Regions from separate parts of the Homo sapiens genome. Here region 1 is linked to region 2. A link is an interaction called in ENCODE POLR2A ChIA-PET data of the cell type or tissue named here. Cell type or tissue: A673. All regions are shown on one strand. Links, peaks and the distances in the headings refer to the core of each region. The heading gives the core; the rest is flanking DNA.

Region 1 (17,321 bases), core at 5,455-13,454, 310 kb after region 2:
CCAAAATTACAGAAAAAGAAAGGCCAACCAAAAATTTGCATCCAGGCCATTGGTCTTTGGAATCCACATTCTCTACCAGCTGCTTTACTGGTTTAAAGATCGGAGAACCTTCCAAGTTGTTGGAATGATCAATATGTCAACTTGATAGTTTAATTATCAGAAGGAACTGCTTTTACATTCTTGCCAGCACTCCTTGTACTCCCCCAAATGATCACTTATCGTGACTTTGCAGCAGACACTTGGTCACCTCTGAAACTAAACAGCAAAAGTCGCTGCATGGAAAACTAAACACACTAGGTGACCCTAGGTAGCTTACTAGCCTTTTCTGTGCCTGTCTTTGCTCACCTGAAAAACACAAATCACACTTGCACTAATTCATAATGTGGTAGAGAAAGTACTGTGACTGCATGTTTAGCCTCCTAAGGGAAAAAATGCCATCTATAACCTTGTTGTTTTTTATTAACACAACAGTTTCATACTTGATGCCTGTTGGGTCCAAGGCATTCATGGATCTAGACACAAATACATTCTTTGCAAAACATGTCACCATAAGAAATAAGATGCTTGGAGATAAGTAGATTAAGACATCACAACAGGCAGGAATGTTGTTTTTACTTGAATGGGCTACGTACTTAGACACAAGAGGACTTTCTGTTTTGAGCTTTGCATATTGTCTAGGAAATTCTACATTGTGCGAGCTCAATTTCCTTATTAATCTGCTGTCTTATACTCATTGGCATTGGCTGGTTATCTTCCATGTGCCTCCCTCCCTCCCCCATACACTCTGCTCTCTGCCCTGGGAAACCGACCTATAGGTACTGCATCACTGAGCTCCACTGACCTCAAATTTGCAAGTGGATTTAGTCAACAGGGAGCACCAGCAAGAGACAGGAGGCAGGGAGGAGAGTAAGACTGGAATATTTAAACTCCCAGTTCTAAATATATAGTCTCTCTGCAGGTTATTTATCTTCTACCAGGTGACCCCTCAACCTAGCTCTCTCCGTAACCCAGGTTCTAGTAACTGTTCCCTCTTCTTACATCTTCAGGCCTAGGAGTAGTAACAGTACCCTGCCCCACTGTTACTGGCTGTGTTGTAATGTATCACCCCTATGATCTCTCTATGCTTTTATAAACAGTCCCTGTATTAAAGGTCACACAAATGATCTAAGTTGAGATGGCCATCTGCATCTGGCAGGGACCCTGACTGACATAACAATCAATCAAGAACTTCCTTGCACTGTTTTTTGTACTGAATTGATACTGCTCTCATTATACTGTTTAACTCTCATGAATGTATGTTTTAGATGATAGGATCTCACATTTGGAACCCAAAGGCTTATCACATGTAACCCCATAGTTTTTCTACTTTTCAAAGTTTAGTTCTATATTTTTTCTCTCATGCTGTGCTTAACTCTTTGGAATTAGATTAAGGAGGTATGGGTTTTAGTCCCAGATACTGTATTAGTTTCTTAGAGTTTCTGTGACAAAGTACCACAAACTGAGTGACTTAAAACAACAGAAAGTTACTCTCTCATACTTCCAGAATCTAGAAGTCTAAAATCAAGGTGTTAGCAAGCCATCCTCCCTCCAAAGGCTCTAGGGAAGAATCCTGTCTTGCCCTTTCCTAGCTTCTGATGGTTGTTGGCAATCTTTCATACTCCTTGGTTTGTAGCTGAATCTGTCCAGTCTCTGCCTCTGTCTTCACATGGTCTTCTCTGTGTCTTTCTCTTATCCTGTCCTCTTCTTTTAAGGACAACATTCATTGGATTCATTGGCCCACTGTAATCCAGTATGACCTTATCTTCACTAATTATACCTGCAAAGACCCTACTTCCAAGCAAGGTCATATTCGGAGATTCAGGAAGACATGACTTATGGGGACACTATTCAAAGCACTACACATATGCTATGTAAATCTATGCAAACTTTTTTCCTTTTTAGATTCAATCCCTTTATCTGTAAAATAAATTATATTAAGATTGGTAATGAATAGAATAAAATTGAGTAATATTTTGCTTCATCTCTTGCCCATGCCCAACATCGCTAATTGATTATACAACTCCTTCCAGAATGAAGCCTCAGTCTTCCTAACATAGCACTCTATGCAGCTTCCACTATTCAACTCGGATAGGAATGTAAGATAAAACCTACTTTCGGTGCCAGGGCTGTGTAACCTATCAGGCTCCTTCTAGTTCTTTGCTTTTAAGTTTTATATTCCTTAATTAAAATGCTACATAGAGAAGTTTAAGGAAGTGTGGTACATTAAAAAATTTTTGTTAATTAATTTAAAGATTTGTTTGTGTTTTGTCAGCAATGCAACACAAGGTGTTCCATATTCTAACATCAAAATAATTATAAATGTTATAAGTAGGAGTAGGTAACAGAAAAGCATGAATCATTCTCCTTAACAAAATATAAAATACAAAAATGCCAAATGCCACCACCATGTTTCAGAAATATTTCTGGAAAACATTAAAGAAATGCAAAAGCAATACAAATCAACACTGAAACAACAGTAATAAATGGAGAAAAGGAAGACAAGAAACCACCACTATTTACATACAAAAGATTTTCGTATTGGAAAAAACTACTTTAAAGTTCATATGGAACCAAAAAAGAGCCCACATTGCCAAGACAATCCTAAGCCAAAAGAACAAAGCTGGAGGCATCACGCTACCTGACTTCAAACTACACTACAAGGCTACAGTAACCCAAACAGCATGGTACTGGTACCAAAACAGAGATACAGACCAATGGAACAGAACAGAGCCCTCAGAAATAATACCACACATCTACAACCATCTGATCTTTGACAAACCTGACAAAAACAAGAAATGGGGAAAGGATTCCCTATTTAATAAATGGTGCTAGGCTAGCCATATGTAGAAAGCTGAAACTGGATCCCTTCCTTACACCTTATACAAAAATTAATTCAAGATGGATTAAAGACTTAAACATTAGACCTAAAGCCATAAAATCCCTAGAAGAAAACCTAAGCAATACCATTCAGGACATAGGCATAGACAAGGACTTCATGACTGACTAAAACATCAAAAGCAATGGCAAAAAAAGCCAAAATTGACAAATGGGATCTAATTAAACTAAAGAGCTTCTGCACAGCAAAAGAAACTACCATCAGAGTGAACAGGCAACCTACAGAATGGGAGAAAATTTTTACAATCCACCCATATGACAAAGGGCTAATATTGAGAATCTACAAAGAACTTAAACAAATTTACAAGAAAAAAAATCAAACAACCCCATCAACAAGTGGGCAAAGGATATGAATAGACAATTCTCAAAAGAAGACATTTATGAAGCCAACAGACACACGAAAAAATGCTCATCATCACTGGCCATCAGAGAAATGCAAATCAAAACCACAATGAGATACCATCTCAGACCAGTTAGAATGGAGATCATTAAAAAGTCAGGAAACAACAGGTGCTGGAGAGGATGTGGAGAAATAGGTACACTTTTACACTGTTGGTGGGATTGTAAACTAGCTTAACCATTGTGGAAGACAGTGTGGCGATTCCTCAAGTATCTAGAACTAAAATACCATTTGACCCAGCTATCCCATTACTGGGTATATACCCAAAGGATGATAAATCATGCTGCTATAAAGACACATGGACACATATGTTTATTGCGGCACTATTCACAATAGCAAAGACTTGGAACCAACCCAAATGTCCATCAATGATAGACTGGATTAAGAAAATGTGGCACCTATACACCATGGAATACTATGCAGCCATAAAAAAGGATGAGTTCATGTCCTTTGTAGGGACATGGATGAAGCTGGAAACCATCATTCTGAGCAAACTATCACAAGGACAAAAACACCACATGTTCTCACTCATAGGTGGGAACTGAACAATGAGAACACTTGGACACAGGGTGGGGAACATCCCACACTGGGGCCTGTCCGGGGGTGAGGGGGGAGAGGGGGGAGGGATAGCATTAGGAGATATACCTAATGTAAATGACGAGTTAATGGGTGCAGCACACCAACATGGCACATGTATGCATACGTAACAAATGTGCACGTTGTGCACATGTACCCTAGAACTTAAAGTATAATTAAAAATAAAAAAGAAAAGAAAATGATCCCAGAAAAATAGTACAGGTGGTAAATGTAAAGATAGACCAGAATTTATTTTCTATTTTTCTTATAACCTAAGGTATAAGATAGACCAATTAGATAGAGAGAAACTAAAATCTCATGTTTTAAAATAAAATATTCCTTCCATCTTTTTGCCTGAAATTGGAGCTGGTGTAATTTTAGTGAGTCAATAAACATCCCCCCTTTAGAGAGTTCAGACCACCTAAAGGCAGACACGAGAGCCAGAAAGATGAACGATCTCTCCAATCCTGTCTCAGAAAGGTCAATTAATGTATCCCAGATCAGTTAATTAGTAGTGAAGTAAGATTTGTATGATTCTAAAGTTCAATATATCACAATACCTCTCTGAGAAAGAAAAATGGCTTTGAAAATATTACTTCTAAAAATGTCTGCCATTCATTGGGAAAAGGACAATCTTTTGAACAAATAGTGCTGGGAAAACTCATTTTCCAGATGTGAAAGAATGAAGTTGGACCATGTCTTAGTCCCTTTGTGTTGCTATCAGAAAATATCATAAACTGGGTAGCTTATAAACAATAAACCTTTATTTCTCATTTCCCTCTGAAGGCTGGGAAGTCTAAGATCAAGACATCAGCAGATTCAGTGTCTGGTGAGGGCCTGCTTCCTCATAAATAATGCCTTTTATGTGTGCCCACTTGGTAGAAGGGGCCAGATAGCTCTTTGGGGTCTTTTTCATAAGGGCACTAATCCCATTCATGAGAGGTCTGCCCTCATGACCTCATCACCTCTCAAAGGCCCCAACTCCTACTATCATCACCTTGGGGGTATCAATACATGAATTTTGGGAAGAAACAAAGATTCAGACCATAGCGGACTTCTACATTATAGAGTACACAAAAATTAATTCAAAAATGGGTCAAGGACTTAAACATAGAGCTAAAACTTAAAACTCTTAGAGGAAAACATACGGTAAAAGCTTTATGACATTGGATTTGGCAATGATTTCTTGAATATGACACCAAAAACACAGTTAACAGGAGAAAAAAATAGATAAATTGGACTTCATCAAAATTTAAAACTCTTGTACATCAAAAAACACTATCGACAGAATGGAAAAGCAATATACAGAATAGGAGAAAATATTTGCAAATCATGTATGTGATAAGAGATTGATATCCAGAATATATAAAGAACTCCTACAACTCAACAACGACAACAAAAACCAAACAACTTGGTTTAGAAATGCGCAAAGAACTTAATAGACATTTCTCCAAAGACATACAAATGACCACTAAGCACATTAAAAAGATGTTTAACATCACTAATGATGCATATCATCATTAGGAAAATGCAAGCCAAAATCACAATGATACCACTGTGCACCCATTAGGATGACTATGTTTTTTTTTTTTAAAAAAAGAAAATCATAAATGTTAGTGAGGATGTGGAGAAACTGGAATCCTTGTGCATTGCTGGTAGAATGTGAAATGGTGCAGCTGCTATGAAAAATTATACGGTAATTCTTCAAATAATTAAACATAGAATTACCATACGATCCAGCTATTCTACTTCTGGGTATACACGTAAAGGGATTAAAATGGGACTCAAACAGGTATCTGTATGCCCACGTTCATAGGAGCACTATTCACAATAGCCAAAAGGCGGAAGCAAACTGAGTGTCCATTGAATAAACAACATGTAGTATATACACACAATGGAACATGATCCAATCTTAAAAATGATGGAAATTCTGACATATGCTACAACATGGATGAACTCTGAAGATATTACGCTAAGTGATATAAGCCAGTCATAAAGGACAAATATTGTATGATTCCACATACATGAGGTACCTAGAGTAATCAAATTCATAGAGACAGAAAGTAGAATGATGGTTGCCAGGGGCTGGGGAGAGGAGAGAATGAATGAGAAAAAGTTTGCATATCTAAATGGAATAAAAAGTATACAAACAAGCAATAGCACAAAAGTAATTGAGAACTTTACTATTCAAACTATAGAAATAGTTTTTAGATAAACACATATAATCAATTCCCAGGATCTCTTTACAAAATGATGAATGCAAATATATGCAGAACCAAAAAGATAGTAAATTATCACATAGAGAAAAGTTCACAAGTGCCATTTTTACAGATTCCCTGAACACCTGGTAAAGAAAAATAAACAGATAAAAACAGGCATTATTACACATTTCTGGTTGCAACATATAAGACCATTTCAATCTTCTAAAGAATAATGTATAAATGTTCAACGCAAGCTATCAATGTATCTCTATTGTTTCCCCTTTTGGAGAAATATGCCCCAGACTAATGTTTTTGGGTACCTAGAGCCTTGCCTAGAGGCATTTCCTTAGAGGCTCTGAAATGTTAACAGAGATCAAGAAGGAAACAAGAATTAGTAAAGTGGCCTGGGTGGGATGTGGCAATGTCCCCTCCAGTTCCAGCAAACTATTGTCTTGCAAAAATATTACAGACCTAGGTTTGCATATATTCCAATTAAAAAAAAAATGGCCGGGTGTGGTGTCTCACACCTGTAATCCCAGCACTCTGGGAGGCCGAGGCGGACGGATCACGAGGTCAGGAGATTGAGACCATCCTGGCTAACATGGTGAAGCCCCATCTCTACTAAAAATACAAAAAAAAATAGCCAGGCGTGGTGGCGGGCACCTGTAGTCCCACCTACTCGGGAAGCTGAGGCAGGAGAAGGAGTGAACCCGGGAGGCGGAGCTTGCAGTGAGCCGAGATGGCGCCACTGCACTCCAGCCTGGGGGACAGAGCGAGACTCCGTCTCAACAAAACAAAACAAAACAAAACAAAAAAAAAAAAAACAAAAATAAAAAACCGTCTTTGGGAATTCTTCTACATATGGAAGAATCAGAGCTGTTTAGACAGATTGGTGTGACAGAGGAAAGACACTGCTGTGTGTCCCTGCTTTCTGTCCCAACTAAGGTAACATAAGGTAGCACCTAATATGATGCAGGTACCAGAGAAATGTCTCTTCTTCTGAAAAGCTTTACATTCATATCTGGAAGGGCTTACTGACATTCACTTCCTAGGGCCCATGTGAACCTACCACATTTTATATCATCTCAATGATCTACACACAAACCTCTTCTGGCCATCCTCTAGGGATGTAGCTTTGTGAAATCTTAAATTCTTTTTGGGGTGAAGGCAGCGGAGGGCAAGGATAAAAGTGAGTTTGGTTTGTTTTTTCTTTTTATTATTTTTAAAAAATGTATTCTATTTATGCTTAACAGCTTCGCTGGCTCTCTATACAACCTCCAGATAATAGTGACAGAATCCCCTTTAGTCCCCCACCAAATACCAGACAGCATCATTAGTTGAAAATGGCCAAGGCATGTTTTCCCGTTTAAATTAAGAAAGTAAATTGCAACAATCTGTTTTCCCTTGGAAGTTGTTAAATTCTTTAGGTTGGGATTTCCACCAACTGTTTAGATATCATTTCCTTCCATATATGCCAAGACATTGTTTCCCAAATGCTTCCAATGTAGTCTTTTAAGACTCAAAGCAGTCCCAATACCATTGCTTCATATACCCCATCCTCCTCACCTGCTCCCAAAGATATTCATGGAAGGGCTCAATAAAGCTGCACTGAGCCAAAGTATTTCCACAAAGTTCTAACAGCCCTGCAGAAAGCATACCCTTCCGAGATACCTCACCAGGAAGTGGAGTCTTTTATAATAAGAGGTAGGTGGTTTCAGGCAAGCAAAGGAGAAGGAAGGACACAATAGAAGGGGAAAAAAGTGAGTGTAGGGGAAAGGTGGCTGGATGGGTTTGTGGGTGGGTGGGGGAGTTAGGGGAAAATGGCCTGGGAAGTCAAAATGCATGCATGTGAGTAGGGAGGATACATTGGCCTGAAAATAATCTTAGCTAAATGGGAAAGACTCATAATTTGATCAGAAAGGTTAATGGTTAAGGGTTTTGAAGACAGAACAATATGGCCAAGTCAGTGGGAAAAAATACTGTTTGATTATGCATGCAGAGAAACACAGACATATAGTAAAATGTGACAGTTTTAAATAAACACATTTAACAAAAATGTTATACCATTACTACAGGTCTTTTCAAAAACAAGAGATATTGCCATAGGTTCAAATAAATTAGTGTTTCAGGAGCTGGTGGAAAACATAAGCAGTAAGATTTAGTAATAGCTATGAGAATGGAAAAGAAGAAATATCCCAAGATGCCTTGTTTTCCAACCAATCAAATCCCACCCATTCTCCAAACTCATCAAGTTATCTATGCACCTCGAAGAAACCACCTCTGGCTTTCGGTCCAAGGTGGCATCTTTCTCTATTAAACATGTTATTTATGATCCACACCACCATTTCTCACCTAATCATATGCCACTGCATGTAGCTATGAATCTTCTGATACCTTGTATCCCCATATCTGGTTTCCCCAGTGAGAGCAAAAGACTCACGTTATTCTGCAGATACAGAAGCTCAATAACTCTGAGGAGAAATAAAATTTTTAAAAATACTGAGCTAAGCATGGTGGTGCACGCCTGTAGTCCCAGCTACTTGCATTTGGGAGGGTGATGTGGGAGGATGGCTTGAGCCCAGGAGTTAGAGGCTGCAGTGAGCTGTGATTTCACCACTGCACTCCAGCCTGGGCAAGAGAGGGAGACCCTGTCTCTTTAAAAACAAAAAATAGAGACAAAAGTATGGCTTCTAAACCAACATATATTTACAATCCAATGTTATTATATGATTTTATTTCAATTCATGATGACATATTGGCCCCCAAAATCTATTCTTAATCTCCAGAGCTTCTCTTGGGTATGGTTCTCAGGTTGAGCATGTACACTCCGGAAGCACTACTAATGGGCTTCCCCAGACTCAGCCCCATTAGAAGTGTGGAGCATACTTTTGGAGGCTAATTTTTTCCCCAAGGATTTGAAGAAGGGGAAACATCAAGTTACATTAAGTTATTCAATTGGTAATTCTAACATCATTTCTGCATGAAAACATATGTATATTACAAAGAGGTTAAAGTAAAACAAGACTTCAAGTCATTTCCCCCTGGCAGCAGACTACTCTGGGCTAAACTGCCAGAGGCCAGAGGGCTTATGATCTTCTGCAGCAGGAATACCCTTGTGGAACACTCTGGGAAGCACTATTTTAAGGATTCCCCAAAACTGAGAAGGAAGTGCTAATGAAGAGAACAACGATTGCTGATCCAGCTCTTCCCCCAAGTTAAGTGTGGTGTTATGCATGTTACAAACATTTGCTCACTTCTTTCTCTAGTCCTACAGGAGTTATGATACCCATCTGACATAACCTGCCCAAGCTGAAGCCACTGTAGTAGGTAACAAAAACAAAAGTGGGATTCAAAACACAGGCCTATTTGAACACCAATGCTATTGTTCTTTCTAACCACACAGTCTCCTAAGTAGGACTGACAGATAGAACCGTAGGCCTAACTAGTTTTCAAAAGAATACTTCAAATTATAAGCAAGTATTAACGTATCTTTGAACAAACAGTTAAATAGCCTTTCACAGCTGTGTCTACTGACATTTCCTAGGTGAGGGAATAGTGCACCAGATACTGCCAAGCCCAGTATTAGTATAAGAAAGGGTCCTCAGGAATTAAGTAGACTCCTGGAGAAGGTCCTAAGGAGCACTCAACAATCTTATATTTAACTGAATTACTACAGTAATTAATAACTGGGTGCCTGCTAAAATAATAAAATATGCTGGAATCTGAAAGCATGGAGAAATTTGTCTTATAAAGAAATTAACTGGCTCCCTTTCTCAGGCCAGTTTCACAAGAGCTTCTTCATAGGTCTAAGAATCAAATCTCAAATTTTCAATAATTTTTCTAATCACACAGTGAATAAAAAAGCATGTGGTGCCTTTGCAGCCTTCACTATGGGATTCTTGAGGCCTTTCCAAAAGAGATAGCCTAATTATAACTGCCAACATTGCAAAGAAATTGCATCACTCCTGTTACATACATCAGTGAGGAAATGGGACAGACAGAGGAAGGATTTTCGTGTTGGCGGGGAAGGAGAGTAGAGTATATGACTAATGCCTGCATAACTCTGGAAAAGATATAGAATTTTTGCTCTTGAGTGAAAAGATAAGCTTAGGTATTGTATTAAAATCAAGCCCTTTGACTGAAACAGGATAGCCTAGAAATAGTTCAGAAGCACGGGATACTTGAAACTTAAAATGTGCTTTCAAAGAGGTTATTTTTATAAACCAAATATGCACAGGAAATTTTGTTGTTCTACTCCTATTCCATAGCCTAAAGATCTGTATTGTCCCAGCACAAAGACCTTCTTGGACTGAATCCCAGTCACAGCTGGTTTACTTGAAAATCATGAAAACCTTACTAAACATCATCTTGTTCCAGAAAGCATATTCTTATAAAGATGCTTTCACTCACCTACATTTCTCCATTTCCAAGACCAAATAGTGACTCTTTTGCCCTCTCCTCTCTCTGAGCCACTAACCCCCATTCCCACAAAATGCAAAAAAAAAAAAAGAGCTAAAATAATTTCCATGTCTTGTATTCAACTTGTGTCTACTTAAAATATAAATTTTAAATTTATACAAAACCAAAAAGAGTTATAAAACTTCATCTGTGATATATGCCCTAATCATTCAGCAGACTTGTAATTCCTATCATTTGAGAAACTTCTAATTTATTTCGTTTCATGATTAATAACAGACTTCCGGAAACTGAAACAACATTTCTGTAGGGATATTTATCAGTATGTCTCAAATTAAATGCGCACATTCTTTGCCTCAGCAGTTTCATGCCTAGAAATTGTTTTTTGAAATACTGACACAAATGCTCAAAAATGTAAGTGTAGGGATGTTTACTGCAGCACTATTTGTAATATCAAATATTAAGACCAACCCAAAGGACCATTAATAGGGTAATGGTTAAAGAAATTATAGTACAAGCATATTAAGGAGTACTATCAAGAAGTTATAAACAATGAATATTGAGATGGATTGATGTCTAAGGCATATTGCAAAGTAGAAGCAACTATTTACAGAAGAATGCATATAACATAATACATTTTTGTTTAAAAGTACACTTGTGCATATGTGTTTCTCTGTGTGTATTATTATATATAATCCACCATTAACACTTCTTTCCTTTGGTGAAGAAAGGGAAACAATTAGTATTATTTGAAATTTTATGAAAAATACAATACTCTTCTGGAATTTTTAAATAGAATTTTTCTTTAAAAACGCTACCTCAAAAAATATGGATCAGTTGTTCTTTTTGTCAAATATTTCAAAATATTAGGTTCAGGTGACATATACCTTTCACAGATGTTTTATATACACAGGAGTGAATACACAGTCAGGGTATATATTCATCCTGTATATCACACAGATGTGAATATTCAGGATGTTTTAAAATGAACATTTAAAGAGCTTTCATTTATAATCTTAGAGAAAAAATTTTTACTAATGAGAATATTTTCTTCACCAATATGATTTCCAATGGAAAACAAAATCCCTCAGATAAGTTAAGACATGGAATCAAGGACCTACTATGTTCTCAAATGGAGAGGGTACCAAAAATAACTAGGCGTCATAAGAAGGGAAACTTGCCAGGCGCGGTGGCTCACGCCTGTAATCCCAGCACTTTGGGAGGCTGAGGCGGGCGGATCACAAGGTCAGGAGATCGAGACCATCCTGGCTAACATGGTGAAACCGTGTCTCTACTAAAAATACAAAAAAATTAGCCGGACGTGGTGGCGGGCGCCTGTAGTCCCAGCTACTCGGGAGGCTGAGGCAGGAGAATGGCATGAATCTGGGAGGCGGAGCTTGCAGTGAGCCGAGATGGCACCACTGCACTCCTGCCTGGGCAACAGAGTGAGACTCTGTCTCAAAAAAAAAAAAAAAAAAAAAAAAAAGAGGGAAACTTGCCATAATAAGTTACTAAAGGAAAAAAGAAATGACAAGCTTTAGCTCAGAAATTTGATAATTGTGCAGCTATATACTGGCCCTTTAACAGACCTTGAGTTTCATTTCTGGGGGGATGGCTTGCAAGAGATTTACTTTTTATTCTTAGTCAAAGAAACTTTGAAATAGTTGTCTAACATGGGAATAAGAGTGAGAGACTCTGAGCCATTAATAGTGTGCATGGTGCACCTCCACATCATGGGTTACTTTGGCTACTTTTCCTTCACTGATTCAGTCCCCCTGACAGATATTATGTTCCATAATGTTTCTCTGTTATTTATTTAACAGCTTTTTGTCAGTGTGAGTGATACAGCATATTCAATGATATATTTTTCATGGTATCTAATACACATTGTCACAGTATACCTTTAACAATAGTCCTGAAACTCAAAAAACAAACTGTAAGAGAACGAACAAAATTTCTATAGCTAACAATTTAATTTGGGAGGTCAAATACATACTTGGAAATGTGAATATTGTAAATCAAATAAAGTAATCAATTAACAAACAGATTCCTTGCCTTGGGAATTTTTTTTTTTTTTTTTTTTTGAGACAGAGTCTCGCTCTGTCACCCAGGCTGGAGTGCAGTGGCACGATCTCAGCTCACTGCAACCTCCGCCTTCTGGGCTCAAGCAATTCTTGTGCCTCAGCCTCCCGAGTAGCTGGGATTACAGGCGCGCACTACCATGCTTGGCTAATTTTTGTATTTTTCGTAGAGACGGAGTTTCACTATGTTGGCCAGGCTCATATTGAACTCCTGACCTCAGGTGATCCGCCCACCTTGGCCTCCCAAGTGCTGGGATTATAGGCATGAGCCACCACACCTGTCCACCTTGGGATTCTTATTCTTCTGTCATTCTTTCCACTGATGACCAATTTTAACTGTGCTGGGTAGGACACAGACATAGGCATAGAAAGAGCAAATAAGTACTAAATAGCCACAGGCTACTAAAATGTCACTCAACTAAATGCTGTATTTTGATACTGCATTTGACAGCTGACGTAATGTACAAGAAAGTATTTAACAGATACATGTTCAGGAACATGATCACAGTAATAAAGCAACAGATGCTTAAGTGTTTCTGCTTTCCACATAGGGTATCCATAGAGACTATTAAAAAGACTTCCAGGGAAAGGTAGGATCTGTCATTAAAAATGCATCTCCTCATATGAGAGATACAGTAAACACAAACCTTCAAGATGCCCATAATTTTTAATGTACTTTTAAAAAGACATTTATACTATGCAGCTCATTTCTGCAAAATGTGACTTGATTACAAAGTACTCAGTGGCTTACATTATTTATTTAAGAAGACTGAGTCACTTTCCTAAAGTTTTACAGCTAACCTAGTCTGTGAAAAAATTCTAAAGCTTAAAAGCTCTCAAGGAAATGAACCAAAACATTCTGGAAAATTCATTCTCTGCAGGGAAGATAATCGTGGCTATAAGACCAGTCAGCCTAAGGAAGTACACAGGGAAGAAGAATGACCTCATGTAACAGATCCTCAGATCTTTTGAAGGAAATAATAATAACAAAAAAGAACATGTCTGTCTTCCTGCTTAAGATATGTAGCAGAAAGCCAGACACTTCTTCAAGTATTCCTTCAGGTTGTATTTCAGGCCTGTTACATATTTCAGCATCACACTGCCAACCTTCTCTATAGAACCCAGAATTTCTTGTGAAATTATGTCACTGTGAGTGTTTTAGGCCTCACATTCATCTGAGAAAAACACTCTAGTAATATATAATGGAACCATGCAATGGCTATGGTTGGCTAACCATGTTATACTACATTTTTACTAAATGCAATTGAGTGCCAGAAAAAAGTCTTCTGTTTGAATCCATACAATAAAGAGCTTAGCAACTTGTAGTATCCACATAGGATACTCTTGATTTTTGTAATAATTGAGGAGAAACATGGCACTTGAGTTGGAGACTGGGCGTAAGTCCCATTACATGAACTTTAATAGTTAAAAAGCATAATTCTCCCTATGATTTGCCCCATGAATATATACTTACTTGCCTAAGCATTAGTCATGCCTCTCTCTGTCATGTCTGCTAGGATTCTGTAATAAAGAGATTCTTCAAAGTCTCTTCCTAGACCTTCTAGGAGAAGAAAATGATGTTTTTATTTCCCAAAACCCAGTAAGCTTGTCCTGACCAGCCAGGAAGGTTCAGAGGGTCTTCTACTGCCTCCCCTAGTCAAAGATCTGTAACTTCAGAATTAGTGTCACTTTTTAATTGTGGTGAAAGCCTCAAAATACATTAAACCCCAAAGAGATTTTCACTACTGAGATTTTTATCATCTTGGAAAATGTTTCCTGTCTTTTGGCACATTTCTGCATTCAAACATTTCCTGATCTTCCAGGTCACCAGTTCCAGTGCTCCCACTACAGAAACCCTTCCATCTCAAGCTCTCCAATCCACTTTTTCTCCATTAATCACCCCCAGTTATCAATTTCCTCCTTATCCTGCCAGATTCCCTGATCCATTCTTATAATCATCCTGTTGGTAATATTTCTTTTTTTTTCTTTTTTCTTCTCTTTTTTTTTTTTTTTTTTTTTTTGAGACATAGTCTCGCTCTGTCACCCAGCCTGGAGTGCAGTGGTGCAATCTCGGCTCGCTGCAAGCTCTGCCTCCCAGGTTCACGCCATTCTCCTGCCTCAGCCTCCCAAGTAGCTGGGACTACAGGTGTCCGCCACCACTCCCGGCAAATTTTTTTTTTTTTGTATTTTTAGTAGAGATGGGGTTTCACCATGTTAGCCAGGATGGTCTCAATCTCCTGACCTCGTGATCCGCCCGCCTCGGCCTCCCAAAGTGCTGGGATTACAGGTGTGAGCCATCGCGCCCGGCCCCTCCTGTTGGTAATATTTCTAACTCCATCTTCCGTCTCCCCTTCCACTGTACTCCCCTGGAAAAACCCAACAGTGATTAAACTAGCTACTACTTAAACCACACCTGCAGTCCAGCTGGTAGAAGAATAAAACAAAACCAAACACAAGCATGCTCATGAGTCTTACTTTAGACTCAGGACCACAAATCTTGCAGGGGACTCAATACTGCCAGGCAACTTTGCCACAGTGCTCTACATACGTGTTTCCTCACTTCTCCAGGTGACGATATCACATGTCTACCTCTCTCCTCTAGCTCCCCACCACTTTCAAATGCATAAAGAACAGAAGCAAACAGATTCACCTTTTCAATGCCACATCTACCACTCATCTGCCATACTTCTCTGTGTTCCCTTTTGCTCTTCTGGATGAAATGTCTCTGCTCCTGTTGAAGTCCAACCCCCCATCTTATGCTCTAAATCCCATCTGCTCACACCTTCCCAAGGATTTATCTCCAATAATTATCCCTCCTTGTGCACATCAATGTCATGTGGACAATGTCTACTAGATCATATTCATTAATGTGCAAACATACCAGATATCTTTACTTTGTTCTGAATTCTCCAGTAGGCATTCCCCATTGCTTTGTCCCCCTTCACAGCAAACTTCTTAAGGGAATTCTCTACAGCTGAAATACCCACTTCCTCACCTCACATCTCTTTCTCAACTCATTTCATTTCAACTTCTACCCCCACCAATCCTGTCAAGACACCAGCCGACAGCTTCCCTTGACACATTGCCAAGCCCAGTGGTCGCTTCTCTGTTCTTACACTGCTTGACCTCCCTCCTACTTGATTATCCCCTACTTTCTTCTAGTAGCTTCCAGGACACCTCATTCTCATGGTTTTCCTCACTGACTATTCTTTTTCAGCCTTCTGTGCCTCCTCTCTGGGCTCAGCCTCCAAGCTAGAACCCCTTCCTTTCTCTGTGTACACTGTCCTTCAGGGTAACCTCCTCCAGCTCCATCTATGTGCCAGTGATTCCTACACTAGAGATTTGCAGACCCAGCTTCTTCCTTCTTGACATATTCACCAAGATGACTGATAGGCAAGTCAAATTTCACAGGGTCAAAACAATTCCTGACTCTCCTTTTCCTCCTCATTCCCCATAATTACTTTTCCTTCAGTAAATTGTCCTACTCTGGCCAACAATCAAGGAACCACACCTGATACTTCTGTTTCCCACACCAATCTAAGCCATGAGGAGTTTCTCTTTATACCATCTTCAGTGATACCCTACACATATTCTACTTTTATCAACTTTTCTATTATTAGCCCAGTATAAGCCCATATTCCCTCTCATCTGCACTGCTACAAGACTGACCTATAATCCATTCTCCTCCAAAAGCCAGAGTCATCTTCTAAAAGTCAAACCTTATTAATCTCCTGCTTAAAATCCTGGTCTCCACTGTACTTGGAATAAAACCCAAACTCCTTATGTTGGTTGACAAAGTTCTCTGTGATCTGACCCCAACCTTCTTCTCTGAACCCACTGTGTCCCATTTCCACCTGGCCCGCCATGCTCCAGCCACTCTGGCCCTCTCTCTGTTCCTGACACCTGCCAAGCTCGTTCCTGCTTAGGGCCTTAGGAACCATTCTCTGCCTAGAATGCTCCTACCTCTGATGTTGGCAATGCTTGTTCCTTCTTGTCACTCAGCCTAAACATCACCTTGCAGAAAGGTCTTTCCTGACTCCCAATCTAAAGTCTGCCCAATCATTCCTGTTGCATTACACTGTTTTTATTATCTGCATTGTACTTACTTGAAATACTATCTGACATTTTTCTTGTGTATTTATTTTCCATCTTTTCTCTTTAGAATGTAAGCTCCACAAGTTGGGAGACGCTCTGTTGTATTTATTGCCATATCCCAGGATCTAGAAGTATGTCTAGCGCCAAGTGGATGCTCAATAAATATTTGATAATAAGTGCTTTCTCAGTAGAGCTTAGTCAAAGAATACGAGCTTTCTGGTATAAAAAAGTTACCTATTTGCAAAATAAAAATAATATACTTAGGTTTATGTGGCAGATAATACTTTCAAAACTTTTTTTTTTTTTTTTAAGACAGGGTCTCTCCTGGCTCACTGCAACCTCTACCTCCTGGACTCAGGTGATCCTCCCACCTCAGCCTCCCAAGTAGCTGGGACTAGAAGTGCATGTTACTACACTCAGCTAATTTTCTTTATTCCATGGTATAAATACTTCCACCATGGAAGGGTGAAAGACAGGGTTTCACCATGTTGCCTAGGCTGGTCTCAAACTCCTGAACTTACACGATCTGCCCACCTCAGCCTCCCAACGGGCTGGGATTACAGGCATGAGCCAGCACACCTGGCTCAAAACACTTTCACAAACATTTGTTTAATTTTC
Region 2 (14,735 bases), core at 1,087-9,086:
TTTCAAAATAATTGCCTGGTAATATATTTTCAAAAGAATACTCAGGTAATGAGATCTTAGATCACTGTAGTCTCAAACTCCTAAGTTCAAGCCATCCTCGCACATCAGCCTCCTGAGTAGTTGGGATTACAGATGTGCACCACCACACCAGGCTATGGCTACAAGTTTAAAATAAAAAATACATGCAGAAAAGAATATGGAAATAGACTCCTTCCCTTCTGCTTTTAATCATTCATGAGTTTCTTAGCTGCTAAAATATATGTTGAATAGACTTTTTTTTTTCTAATTCTACATCATTTTCTCCTTCCTTTCAAATCCCAAATCCTCAAATGAGTGGTCATTACCCACTTAGAATCTATTTCCCCACCATTTGATCTCTTTGGAAACCCTCTATAATCCAGCTTCTATTTCCACAGTCCGTTGAAATACACTTAATATTATTAATGTCCTTGACCCCCTTCTAATTTTTCTTAACTACTATTCAGAAGCTGATGTTGTCACCTCCTTCTTAAAATTACTCCTTTCTGGTCATTACTGTCTAGCCTCATTCCCCTAGTTCTCTCACACTTCCTTTTCTGGCTCTTCTTCCATTGCTGTTCCTCCTTTTCCAGATATCCCTTAAAGGCCTGGGGGAACTCTCTCCCTTCAGTTCTCAGCCAAGTGCTCATCTACTCTCAAAGTTTCATTTCTCACCTTGATGCTTATGGCTCCTGAGTTTGTGTTCCCTGCTGTGTTCTCTCTCACTTGGATGCCTTTCTTTTGTGTCCAATTACCTCCATGACTTTTCCCTCTAATTACTGTCCAAAACTACAGGTCTAAGACTGCTCTTTCCTCCCCACTTTTTTAATTTCACCTTCAGCCTCACCAGTATTCTAAGTTCAATATCTTGGGTTCATCTTGGTTTTTCTCTCTGTTCTTCAAATTCTACTCCAGTCATGATATGGTTTGGCTCTGTGTCCCCACCCAAATCTCATCTTGAATTGTACTCCCATAATTTTCACGTATTCTGGGAGGGAGCTGGTGGGAGATGATTTGAGTCATGGGAGCAGTTTCCCCATACTGTTCTCATGGTAGTGAATAAGTCTCACAAGATCTGATGGGTTTATCAGGGATTTCTACTTTTGCATCTTCCTCATTTTCCTCCTGCCGCCACCATGTAAGAAGTGTCTTTAGCCTCCCACCATGATTCTGAGGCCTCCCCAGCCATGTGGAACAGTAAGTCTAATTAAACCCCTTTTTCTTCCCAGTCCCGGGTATGTCTTTAATCCACAGTGTGAAAACAGACTAATACAGTAAACTGGTACCTAGAGTGAGTTGTTGCCAAAAAGATACCCGAAATGTGGAAGCAACTTTGGAGCTGGGTAACAGGCAGAGGCTGGAACAGTTTGGAGGGCTCAGAAAGACAGGAAAATTGGTAAAGTTTGGAACCTCCTAGAGATTTGTTGAATGACTATTACAAAAATGCTGATAGTGATATGAACAATAAGGTCCAGGCTGAGTTGGTCTCAGATGGAGTTGAAGAAGTTTTGGGAACTGGAGCAAAGGTGATCCTTGTTATGTTTTAGCAAAGAGACTCGTGGCATTTTGCCCTGCCCTACAGATTTGTGGAATTTTGAACTTGAAAGAGATGATTTAGGGTATTGGGCAAAGAAATTTCTAAACAGCAAAGCATTCAAAAGGTGACTTGGGTGCTGTTAAAAACATTCCATTTTAAAATGGAAACGGAGCATAAAAGTTCAGAAAATTTGCAGCCTGATGATACAGTAGAAAAGAAAAATGCATTTTTTGAAAAGAAATTCAAGCAGACTGCAGAAATTTGTGTAAGTAACAAGGAGTCAAATGTTAATCCCCAAGACAAGGGAGAAATTGTCTCCAGGACATGTCATAAGTCTCCATGGCAGCCCCTCCCACCACAGACCCAGAAGTCTAAGAGGAAAAAATGGTTTTGGGCTGGGCCCAGGGTCCCCATGCTGTCTGCAGCCTAGAAACTTGGTTCCCTGTGTTCCAGCTGCTCCAGCTGTTGCTAAAAGGGGCCAAGGTACAGCTCGGCCTATGGTTTCAGACAGTGCAAGCCCCAAACCTTGGCAGCTTCCACATGGTGTTGAGCCTGCGGGTGTACAGAAGTCAAAAATTGAGGCTTGGGAACCTCCACCCAGATTTCAGATGACTGGAAACGTCTGGATGCCCAGATAGAAGTTTGCTGCAGGGGTGGAGCCCTCAGGGGAACCTCTGCTAGGGCAGCATGGAAGGGAAATGTGGGATCAGAGCCCCCCCACACACAGAGTTCCTACTGGGGCACCACCTAGTGGAGCTATGAGAAGAGGGCCACCATCCTCCAGACCCCAGAATGGTAGGTCCACCAACAACGTGCACTGTATGCCTGGAAAAGCTGCAGACACTCAACATCAGCCCGTGAAAGCAGCCAGGAGTGGGGCTTTACCCTGCAAAGCCACAGAGGTGGACTGCTCAAGACTATGAGAACCCACCTCTTGCATCAGTGTGACCTGGATGTGAGACCTGGAGTTAAAGGAGATCATTTTGGAGCTTTAAAATTTTACTGCCCTGCTGGATTTTGGACCTGCATGGGCCCTGTAACCCCTTTGTTTTGTTCAATTTCTCCCATTTAGAATGCCTGTATTTACCCAATACCTGTACCCCCATTTATCTAGGAAGTATCTTGCTTTTGATTTTACAGGCTCATAGGCAGAAGGGACGTGCCTTGTCTCAGATGAGACTTTGGACTGTGGACTTTTGGGTTAATGCCAAAATGAGTTAAGACTTTGGGGGACTGTTGGGAAGGCATGATTGGTTTTGAAATGTGAGAACATGAGATTTGAGGGGGCAGTGACAGAATGATATGGTTTGGCTCTGTGTCCCCACCCAAATCTCATCTTGAATTCCACTCCCATAATTCCCATGTATTGTGGGAGGGACCTGGTGGGAGATAATTTGAATCATGGCGGTGGTTTCTCCCATAATGTTCCTGTGGTAGTAAATAAGTCTCACGAGATCTGATGGTTTTATCAGGGGTTTCTGCTTTTGCATCTTCCTCATTTTTCTCTTTCTGCTGCCATTTAAGAAGTCCTTTTCACCTCCTGCCATGATTCTGAAGCCTCCCGAACCATGCGGAACTGCAAGTCCTATTAAACTCTTTTACTTCACAGTCCTGAATATGTCTTTATCAGCAACATGAAAAAACAGACTAATACAAGTCATTAGTTCCTGATACTACTTTTTCATAGAAATGTCTTACAGATCATCCTTTCTTTCTAGTCCTATGTCACTTTTTAAATGTAGGCTCTGGACGCCTAGATAATTGTATGGGTCTTTGTCTCTTTTTTTTTTGTCCCCAGTCTATCCAATATACAGATTTAAATGCAGAAAACGTTAATATAATACAGAATGACTCCATCTCGGGTTTGCTGTGATCAAACCCCGTCTCGGAAGACTATCCATCAAGTCCTTCCTTGTCACCAACCAAGCTTTATCTCCCACAAACCTCTTCTATATGCACTCTCTGTATTACTTATCATAGAATCACTCCTCAGATTTTGATCCTCCACATTTTGACTGAATTTATTTTATTTATTTTATTTTTTTTTCGAGACAGAGTCTCACTCTGTTACACAGGCTGGAATGCAGTAGCATGATCTTGGCTCACTGCAACCTCCACTTCCCGGGTTCAAGTGATTCTCCTGCCTCAGCATCCCTAGTAGCTGGGACTAGAGGCACCTGCCATGACACCAAGCTAATTTTTGTATTTTTAGTAGAGATGGGTTTCACCATGTTGGCCAGGCTGGTCTTGAACTCCTGACCTTAAGGGATCTGCCCACCTCGGCCTCCCAAAGTGCTGGGATTATAGGCATGAACCACCACACCCAGGCGGCTGAGTTTACTTTTACTTTTCCTCTGTATTTTTCTTTGTCTAATTTTATCACAACCCAACTTAAAGGCACTCCGTCTATTAAGCTTTTACTCAAACATCCAACAAAGATCTATTCTTTTTTAACAAGAATTCACACAGTATAACCCTCTAATGTAATGTATTAACCATTACAGTTTGCATGGATGCTACTCTCCTTTTCCTTTTATTGTTTTCTTTTTCCATTTTTACTTATTCTTTAAGTTCTAGTTCAAAGATCATCTTCTGTACAAGGTCTTCTCTCATCATCCCAGGCACTAGAGACCCCCAAATGTGCCTGGCATAGTTTTAGACATGTAATTGAAAAGATGTAAAAATCTTCCAATTGTTCTATTTTTTTTTTTAAGAATGACCTCAATGAAACTAATTGCCTTCTCAGACCCAAAGGGTACATACATAAATTAATAGGGAAAGATAATATTTTTCTAGGTTAAGCCATTGGTATTATTATTAGAAGCAATAAATAGAAATGAACTCCCAGAGCTATTCTGTTTTCAGTGGAATTAAGCAATAGCTTATCTCTATAGCCTGAGATACTATCACTATCATCTATGTAATAATCATTAATTTTGTGTTTATAACCATTTTTCTAATTACAAAAATAATGAATTGATACTGTAACAATGGATATAGTTCAATATACATTTGTCAAAACCATAGAATGTACAACACAAAGTGTAAACCTTAATGTAAGCTACAGACTTTAGTTAATAATGTATCAATATTTGCTCATTACTGTAACAACTATATGACACTAATACTAGTATTATTGATAATGGAATCTGGGGTGGGGGAAGTGAAGGGGAATATGGGAACTCTCTGTACTTTCCACTTAATTTTTCTGTAAACCTAAAACTGTTCAAAAGATAAAATATATTAAAAATAATAACATGTTTATAAAATTTGGGTGATCATGATATGCCAGTATAGGTTGATCAGTTGTAACAAACATGCAACTCTGTGGGCAGTGTTGATAATTGGGAGCCATGCCTGCGGGTGGGAGGAGGTGGTGGTGCATATGGAAGTCTGTGTACCCATCTGCTCAATTTTGCTGTAAAGCTAAAACTCCTCTTAAAATAATAAAGTCTAACAAACATTTTTAAGCAATGTACAAACCTAAAAAAATGTTTATTGTAGAAAATGCATAATGGTATACAAAAAAGCAAAAAGAAGAAAGTAAAAATTACCTTTAAGCCTACTTTCTCTATTACTGGATGATACCACATCCATTACTAATGTGTGACTTGTTATTTCTATATAATAATATCGTAACTATTTTCTCTGTCATTAAATGCTATCTTCCAACGAAATATTTAATAATCATATGCTTTAAACTTCTTTATCTTGATGTAAATAAAATTTCTAAGCTTTCCTTTGACTTGAACTTCTGCAGCCTGAATAAACTCATTTTGTTTTCGTTTTCCTTTTCCCCCAAGACAGGCTTCTCACTCTGCCGCTCAGGCTGCAGTGCAGTGGTGTGATCATAGCTCATTGCAACCTCGACTTCCTGGGCTCAAGTGATTCTCCGACCTCCACCTCCTGAGTAGCTGGGATCACAGGCATGTGCCACCATGCCCAGCTAATATTTTTATTTTTTGTAGAGATGAGGTCTCCCTGTATTGCCCGGGCTGGTCTCTAACTCCTGACCTTAAGCAATTCTCCTGCCTTAGTCTCCCAAAATGCTGAGATTACAGGTGTGAGCCACCATGGCAGGCCTAAACTCATTTCTTTTACTACTTTTGAAACCAACATCATTTTTTTCTTGGTACTTACTTCTGAGATCTTAATATTGCTTTCTCAGGATGCTTTAGAACAAGTAATGTACAATATCTTCTGACTTTCTATATCATAGTTTCTTCACACAGTTCTTCACATAGTTCTTCACACAGAATTCTTTTTCTTGTACTAGGGTTTCTCTTCTGAACACATTAGATTATTAGCCACGAATAGTTTTTTTGTTGTTGTTGTTTTGTTTGTTTGTTTGTTTTTGAGACGGAGTCTCACTTTGTTGCCCAGGCTGGAGTGCAATGGCACGATCTCGGCTCACTGCAACCTCCACTTCCTGGGTTCAAGCAATTCTCCTGCCTCAGCCTCCCGAGTAGCTGGGACTACAGTCGCATGCCACCACACCTGGCTAATTTTTGTATTTTTAGTAGAGACAAGGTTTCACCATATTGGTCAGGTGGTCTCGAACTCCTGACCTCAGGTGATCCCCCTGCCTCGGCCTCCCAAAGTGTTGGGATTGCAGGTGTGAGCCACTGCACCCAGCCAGGTGGTAAGTTCTTTTTTTTTTCTCCACAAACGGTTTTAAAATTTAAAGCAGCATGCATTCTGTTATATAGCACATTGATGATTAATAAGAACATATATCAAAGTATTCCCACAACTCTAAGATATTTTTCCACCTGATGCATAATTTCCATAACATATGATATGTTCCTGGCTTTACTACTTGGATTTATTTAAGCCAGATTCCTGGGGTTGGAGGCTGGCTAGAAATAGCACTATACAGATTCTGTCTGTAAGAACATCATACAGCATACCTGAAGAGATACACATGGATTGAAGTGGTCCAAGTGATGGGCCAAAAGTATCCATTAGTTCTGGCTTGTATTGTTACTGAGAAGTGTCAATCTAAAAGGAAAAAACTGAGGACAAATTAATAAAGAGTTTATTTAAGCCAAGTTTGAGCACTGCAACCCAGGAGCCTAGGGATTCAAGTTGCTCAAATATATGCTCTGGTTAGCAGCAGTTACAGCAATTACAAGTGGTTATATATATATATATATTTTTTAGAGACAAGGTCTGGCTCTGTGCCCAGACTGAAGTACAGTGGTGCAATCATAGCTCACTGCAGCCTTGACCTCATGGGCTCAAGTGATCCCTGTGCCTCAGCCTCCTGAGTAGTTAGGACAACAGGCACAAACATGCCACCATGCCCAGTCGGGAAAAAAATACCTTTAAACAGTCATGCCTGCACATGGATGCAGGAAGGGATTGAGGTGTGTGGCTGAAGTCCCATACTCCTGTCTCTCTGGGCCTGACGAATTGTGCACACCTCACAGAGCTCAGACTGCTCTGAGCTGTATTTCTTTTCTCAGAAGTCAGCAATTATTCTTGATATTGTTTACCTCTACGTAATGTGCCTTTTTTCTGGTTGCTTTTAATATTTTCTCTTTATCATCGACTTTTAGCAGTTTGATTATAAGATGATGCAGTTTTGTGTTCATCTTGCTTCATATTCATCAATTTTATTACATTATATTTTTCATTCAATTTGGAAAATATTGGACCAATATTTCTTTAAATGTTTCTCTGCTCCAATCTGTTCCTTCTCCTTCCTCCTGATTATCTATCTATCATATATATATATATATATATATATATATATATATAGAGAGAGAGAGAGAGAGAGAGAGAGAGAGAGAGAGAGACTTCATATGTTTCATGGGTCGCTGAGGCTTCATTCACTTTTTTTTCAATCTTTCCCTTCTCTGCTTCAGTTTTCCATAGTTCTTGTGGCCTGTCTTCAAGTTTTTGCTTCAGTAATGGTAAACCTATCTTGTGATATTTTCATTTTATATGCCATATTTTTCAGTATTATAATTTCTATTTGCTTCTTTTTTTAAAGATTTCATTTCTCTGTTGAAATACTCTGTTTTCTCAATATGTTCATGTTTTTCTTTAAATATTTGAATATCTTGAGGTTCCAAGATGGCCGAATAGGAACAGCTCCAGTCTGCAGCTCCCAGCATGAGCGACACAGAAGACAAGTGATTTCTGCATTTCCAACTGAGGTACTGGGTTCATCTCACTGGGGCTTGTCAGACAGTGGGTGCAGCCCACGGAGCAGGGCGGGACATCGCCTCACCTGAGAAGCACAAGGGGTTAGGGAATTCCCTTTCCTAGCAAAGGGAAGCCGTGACAGATGGTACCTGGAAAATTGGGACACTCTCACCCGAATACTGCACTTTTCCAATGGCCTTAGCACACCAGGAGATTATATCCCGTGCATGGCTTGGAGGGTCCCACACCCACAGAGCCTCACTCATTGCTAGCACAGCAGTCTGAGATAAAACTGCAAGGCAGCAGCAAGGCTGGGGGAGGGGTGTCCACCATTGCTGAGGCTTGAGTAGGTAAACAAAAGCTGCCAGGAAGCTCGAACTGGGTGGAGCCCACCACAGCTCAAGGAGACCTGCCTGCCTCTGTGGACTCCACCTCTGGGGGCAGGGCATAGCTGAACAAAAGGCAGCAGAAACTTCTGCAGACTTAAACGTCCCTGTCTGATACCTTTGAAGAGAGTAGTGGTTCTCCCAGCATGGAGTCTGAGATCTGAGAACGGACAGACTGCCTCCTCAAGTGGGTCCCTGACCCCCAAGTAGCCTAACTGGGAGACACCTCCCAGTAGGGGCCGACTGATACCTCATACAGCCGGGTGCCCCTCTGTGATGAAGCTTCCAGAGGAAGGATCAGGCAGCAACATCTGCCGTTCTGCAGTATTTGCTGTTGTGCAGCCTCCGCTGGTGATACCCAGGCAAATAGGGTCTGGAGTGGACCTCCAGCAAACTCCAACAGACCTGCAGCTGAGGGTCCTGACTGTTAGAAGGAAAACTAACAAACAGAAAGGACATCCACACCAAAACCCCATCTGTACATCACCATCATCAAAGACCAAAGGTAGATAAAACCACAAAGATGGGGAGAAACTAGAGCAGAAAAGCTGAAAATTCTAAAAATCAGAGCACCTCTTCTCCTCCAAAGGAACACAGCTCCTCACCAGCAATGGAACAAAGCTGGATGGAGAATGACTTTGATGAGTTGAGAGAAGACAGCTTCAGACAATCGATAATAACAAACTTCTCTGAGCTAAAGGAGGATGTTCGAACCCATCGCAAAGAAGCTAAAAACCTTGGAAAAAAGATTAGATGAATAGCTAACTAGAATAACCAGTGTAGAGAACTCCTTAAATGACCTGATGGAGCTGAAAACCATGGCACGAGAACTACGTGATGCATGCACAAGCCTCAGTAGCTGATTTGATCAAGTGGAAGAAAGGGTATCAGTGATTCAAGATCAAATGAATGAAATGAAGCAAGAAGAGAAGTTTAGACAAAAAAGAGTAAAAAGAAATGAACAAAGCCTCCAAGAATTATGGGACTATGTGAAAAAACCAAATCTACGTCAGATTGGTGTACCTGAAAGTGACAGGGAGAATGGAACCAAGTTGGAAAACACTCTTCAGGATATTATCCAGGAGAACTTCCCCAACCTAGTGAGGCAGGCAACATTCAAATTCAGGAAATACAGAGAACACCACAAAGATACTCCTCAAAAAGAGCAACTCCAAGACACATAATTGTCAGATACACCAAAGTTGAAATGAAGGAAACAATGTTAAGGGCAGCCAGAGAGAAAGGTTGGGTTACCCACAAAGGGAAGCCCATCAGACTAACAGTGGATCCCTCGGCAGAAACTCTACAAGCCAGAAGAGCGTAGGGGCCAATATTCAACATTCTTAAAGAAAGAATTTTAAACCCAGAATTTCATATCCAGCCAAACTAAGCTTCATAAGTGAAGGAAAAATAAAATCCTTTACAGAAAAACAAATGCTGAGAGATTTTATCATCACCAGGCCTGCCCTAAAAGAGCTCCTGAAGGAAGCACTAAACATGGAAAGGAACAACCGGTACCAGCCACTGCAAAAACATGCCAAATTGTAAAGACCATTGATGCTAGGAAGAAACTGCATCAACTAACAAGGAAAATAACCAGCTAACATCATAATGACAGGATCAAATTCACACATAACAATATTAACCTTAAATGTAAATGGGCTAAATGCTCCAATTAAAAGACATAGACTGGCAAATTGGATAAAGAGTCAAGACCCATCAGTGTGCTGTATTCAGGAAACCCATCTCATGTGCAGAGACACACATAGGCTCAAAATAAAGGGATGGAGGAAGATTTACCAAGCAAATGGAAAACAAAACAAAACAAAAAAGCAGGGATTGCAATCCTAGTCTCTGATAAAACAGACTTTAAACCAACAAAGATCAGAAGAGACAAAGAAGGCCATTACATAATGGTAAAGGGATCAATTCAACAAGAAGAGCTAACTATCCTAAATATATATGCACCCAATACAGGAGCACCAAGATTCATAAAGCAAGTCCTTAGAGACCTACAACGAGACTTAGACTCCCACACAATACTAATGGGAGACTTTAACACCCCACTGTCAACATTAGACAGATCAACGAGACAGAAAGTTAACAAGGATATCCAGGAATTGAACTCAGCTCTGCACCAAGCGGACCTAATAGACATCTACAGAACTCTCCACCCCAGATCAACAGAATATACATTCTTTTCAGCATCACACCACACCTATTCCAAAATTGACCACATAGTTGGAAGTAAAGCACTCCTCAGCAAATGTAAAAGAACAGAAATTATAACAAACTATCTCTCAGACCACAGTGCAATCAAACTAGAACTCAGGATTAAGAAACTCACTCAAAACCACTCAACTACATGGAAACTCAACAACCTGCTCCTGAATGACTACTGGGTACATAACGAAATGAAGGCAGAAATAAAGATGTTCTTTGAAACAAACAAGAACAAAGACACAACATACCAGAATCTCTGGGACACATTCAAAGCAGTGTGTAGAGGGAAATTTATAGCACTAAATGCCCACAAGAGAAAGCAGGAAAGATCGAAAATTGACATCCTAACATCACAATTAAAAGAACTAGAGAAGCAAGAGCAAACACATTCAAAAGCTAGCAGAAGGCAAGAAATAACTAAGATCAGAGCAGAACTGAAGGAAATAGAGACACAAAAACCCTTCGAAAATCAATGAATCCAGGAGCTAGTTTTTTGAAAATATCAACAAAATTGATAGACCACTAGCAAGACTAATAAAGAAAAGAGAGAAGAATCAAATAGATGCAATAAAAAATGATAAAGGGGATATCACCACCGATCCCACAGAAATACAAACTACCATCAGAGAATACTATAAACACCTCTATGCAAATAAACTAGAAAATCTAGAAGAAATGGATAAATTCCTCGACACATACACCCTCCCAAGACTAAACCAGGAAGAAGTTGAATCTCTGAATAGGCCAATAACAGGCTCTGAAATTGAGACAATAATAGCTTACCAACCAATAAAAGTCCAGGACCAGACAGATTCACAGCTGAATTCTACCAGTGGTACAAAGACGAGCTGGTACCATTCCTTCTGAAACTATTTCAATCAATAGAAAAAGAGGGAATCCTCCCTAACTCATTTTATGAGGCCAGCATCATCCTGATACCAAAGCCTGGCAGAGACACAACAAAAAAAGAGAATTTTAGACCAATATCCCTGATGAACATCGATGCAAAAATCCTCAATAAAATACTGGCAAACCGAATCCAGCAGCACATCAAAAAGCTTATCCACCATGATCAAGTGGGCTTCATCCCTGGGATGCAAGTCTGGTTTAACATATGCAAATCAAAAAATGTAATCCATCATATAAACAGAATCAAAGACGAAAACCACATGATTATCTCGATAGATGCAGAAAAGGCCTACAACAAAATTCAACAGCACTTCATGCTAAAAACTCTCAATAAACTAGGTATTGATGGGACGTATCTCAAAATAATAAGACCTATTTATGACAAACCCACAGCCAATATCATACTGAATGGGCAAAAACTGGAAGCATTCCCTTTGAAAACTGGCACAGGACAGGGATGCCCTCTCTCACCACTCCTATTCAACATAGTGTTGGAAGTTCTGGCCAGGGCAATCAGGCAAGAGAAAGAAATAAAGGGTATTCAATTAGGAAAAGAGAAAGTCAAATTGTCCCTGTTTGCAGATGACATGATTGTATATCTAGAAAATCCCATCGTCTCGGCCCAAAATCTCCTTAAGCTGATAAGCAACTTCAGCAAAATCTCAGGATACAAAATCAATGTGCAAAAATCACAAGCATTCCTCTACACCAATAACAGACAAACAGAGAGCCAAATCATGGGTGAACTTCCATTCACAATTGCTTCAAAGAGAATAAAATACCTAGGAATCCAACTTACAAGGGATGTGAAGGACCTCTTTAAGGAGAACTACAAATCACTGCTCAACAAAATAAAAGAGGACACAAACAAATGCAAGAACATTCCATGCTCATGGATAGGAAGAAACAATATTGTGAAAATGGCCATACTGCCCAAGGTAATTTATAGATTCAATACCATCCCCATCAAGCTACTAATGACTTTCTTCACAGAATTGGAAAAAACTATTAAAGTTCATATGGAGCCAAAAAAGAGCCCACATTGCCAAGACAATCCTAAGCCAAAAGAACAAAGCTGGAGGCATCACACTACCTGACTTCAAACTATACTACAAGGCTACAGTAACCAAAACAGCATGGTACTGGTACCAAAACAGAGATATAGACCAATGGAACAGAGTAGAGGCCCTAGAAATAATACCACATCTCTACAACCATCTGATATTTGACAAACCTGACAGAAAACAAGAAATAGGGAAAGGATTCCCTATTTCATAAATGGTGCTGGGAAAACTGGCTAGCCATATGTAGAAAGCTGAAACTGGATCCCTTCCTTACATCTTATACAAAAATTAATTCAAGATGGATTAAAGACTTAAATGTTAGACGTAAAACCATAAAAACCCTAGAAGAAAACCTAGGCAATACCATTCAGGACAAAGGCATGGGCAAGGACTTCATAACTAAAACACCAAAAGCAATGGCAACAAAACCCAAACAAATGGGATCTAATTAAACTAAAGAGCTTCTGCACAGCAAAAGAAACTACCATCAGAGTGAACAGGCAACCTACAGAATGGGAGAAAATTTTTACAATCTACCTATCCGACAAAGGGCTAATATCCAGAATCTACAAAGAACTTAAACAAATTTACAAGAAAAAATCAACCCCATCAAAAAGTGGGCAAAGGGTATGAACAGACACTTTTCAAAAGAAGACATTTATGCAGCCAACAGACACATTAAAAAATGCTCATCATCACTGGCCATCAGAGAAATGCAAATCAAAACCACAATGAGATACCATCTCACACCAGTTAGAATGGTAATCATTAAAAAGTCAGGAAACAACAGGTGCTGGAGAGGATGTGGAGAAATAGGAACGCTTTTAACTGTTGGTGGGACTGTAAACTAGTTCAACCATTGTGGAAGACAGTGTGGCGATTCCTCAAGGATCTAGAACTAGAACTACCAATTGACCCAGCCATCCCATTGCTGGGCATATACCCAAAGGATTATAAATCATGCTACCATAAGGACACATGCACATTTATGTTTATTAAGACACTATTCACAATAGCAAAGATGTGGAACCAACCCAAATGTCCAACAATGATAGACTGGATTAAGAAAATGTGGCACATATACACCATGGAATACTATGCAGCCATAAAAAAGGATGAGTTCATGTCCTTTGTAGGGACATGGATGAAGCTGGAAACCATCATTCTCAGCAAACTATTGCAAGGACAGAAAACCAAACACTGCATGCTCTCACTCATAGGTGGGGATTGAAAAATGAGAACACGTGGACAAAGGAAGGGGAACATCACACACCGGGGCCTGTTGTGGGGTGGGGGAAGGGAGTAGGGATAGCATTCGGAGATATACCTAATGTAAATAACGAGTTAATGGGTGCAGCACACCAACATGGCACATATATACATATGTAACAAACCTGCATGTTGTACACATGTACCCTAGAACTTAAAGCATAATATAAAAGAAAAAGAATATTCAGCACCCCAAAGGTACAATCCACAAATTCTGGCATCCAATAAAAAATTATTAGCATGCAAATAAATAAATATTTGAATATCTTTATCATAGTGGTTCTAAAATCCTATCTACTAATTTCACCATCAGGGTTATTTCTTGTTCTATTTCTATAGGCAGGTTTATTTTCTCCTACTGAATATTTGGGATTGGCACACTTGGCAGTTAGCATAACCTCACATTGGGCTATCATAGTGTAGATGGCCAGGTGGAAGCGTCTAGAACTTTCCACATCCCCAGCCAAGAAGGATTATCAAAACCAGTATTACATCCTGGGTTAGGGAGACAGTATGGGGGCAGATGGCAGAAATTAATATCATTCATAAGTATCTAAGGGGAGGCCGGGCACGGTGGCTCACGCCTGTAATCCCAGCACTTTGGAAGGTTGAGGTGGGCAAATCACTTGAGGTCAGGTGTTCGAGACCAGCCTCGCCAACATGTGAAAACCTGTCTCTACTAAAAAATACAAAAGTTAGCTGGGTGTGATGGTGCGTGCCTTTAGTCCCAGCTACTCGGGAGGCTGAGGCACAAGAATCACTTGAACCCAGGAGGCGGCAGTGAGCCAGGACGGCACCACTGCACTCCAGCCTGACTCTGTCTCTGTCTCTCTCTCTCTCTATCTCACACACACACACACACACACACACACACACACTCACACACACACACACACACACACACAAAGTATCTAAAGGGAAAATACTTTTGTCAGGGCTCGCATTAAGAATTCCATTGAATTATAAGCTATGGCTTCTGCCTTGGTACTTGGGCAAAAATGAAATGTGTGAAGATTCAAAAGAGGGGCATAAATATAATTGCAGTTGGCATTGAGACATAAGAAAATATAAATAACTTTGTGTCCACATGTTTAAAAACCTAATGATATGAACAAATTCTTAGAAAACATAACTTACCAAAACAGACTCAAGAATAAATAGAACATCTGAATGCTC

The links. ChIA-PET counts read pairs that join two places held together with the same protein. Peaks named below come from ENCODE experiments on the same cell type or tissue, not always from the same donor. Only the 100,000 strongest peaks of a DNase experiment are listed, where the experiment ranks them.
Region 1: POLR2A ChIA-PET joins it to region 2 with 11 read pairs; 2 of 35 experiments call an interaction of 5 or more read pairs at or near these places.

Annotation. Positions count from the first base shown.
Region 1 is chr2:196,390,214-196,407,534 of GRCh38, forward strand. All of the region lies in intron 2 of HECW2 (HECT, C2 and WW domain containing E3 ubiquitin protein ligase 2), which reads right to left. Among named protein-coding and RNA genes, the nearest start is that of HECW2-AS1, 140 kb to the left of the region's middle. RefSeq lists an enhancer at 9,992-10,286 and a silencer at 14,771-14,961. In A673, for the core only: no CTCF peak of the experiment used is centred there; DNase peaks (open chromatin) are centred at 10,098 and 10,428; H3K27ac peaks cover 3,466 bases.
Region 2 is chr2:196,081,574-196,096,308 of GRCh38, forward strand. No RefSeq gene overlaps it. Among named protein-coding and RNA genes, the nearest start is that of DNAH7, 20 kb to the left of the region's middle. RefSeq lists an enhancer at 5,697-5,776. In A673, for the core only: no CTCF peak of the experiment used is centred there; no DNase peak of the experiment used is centred there.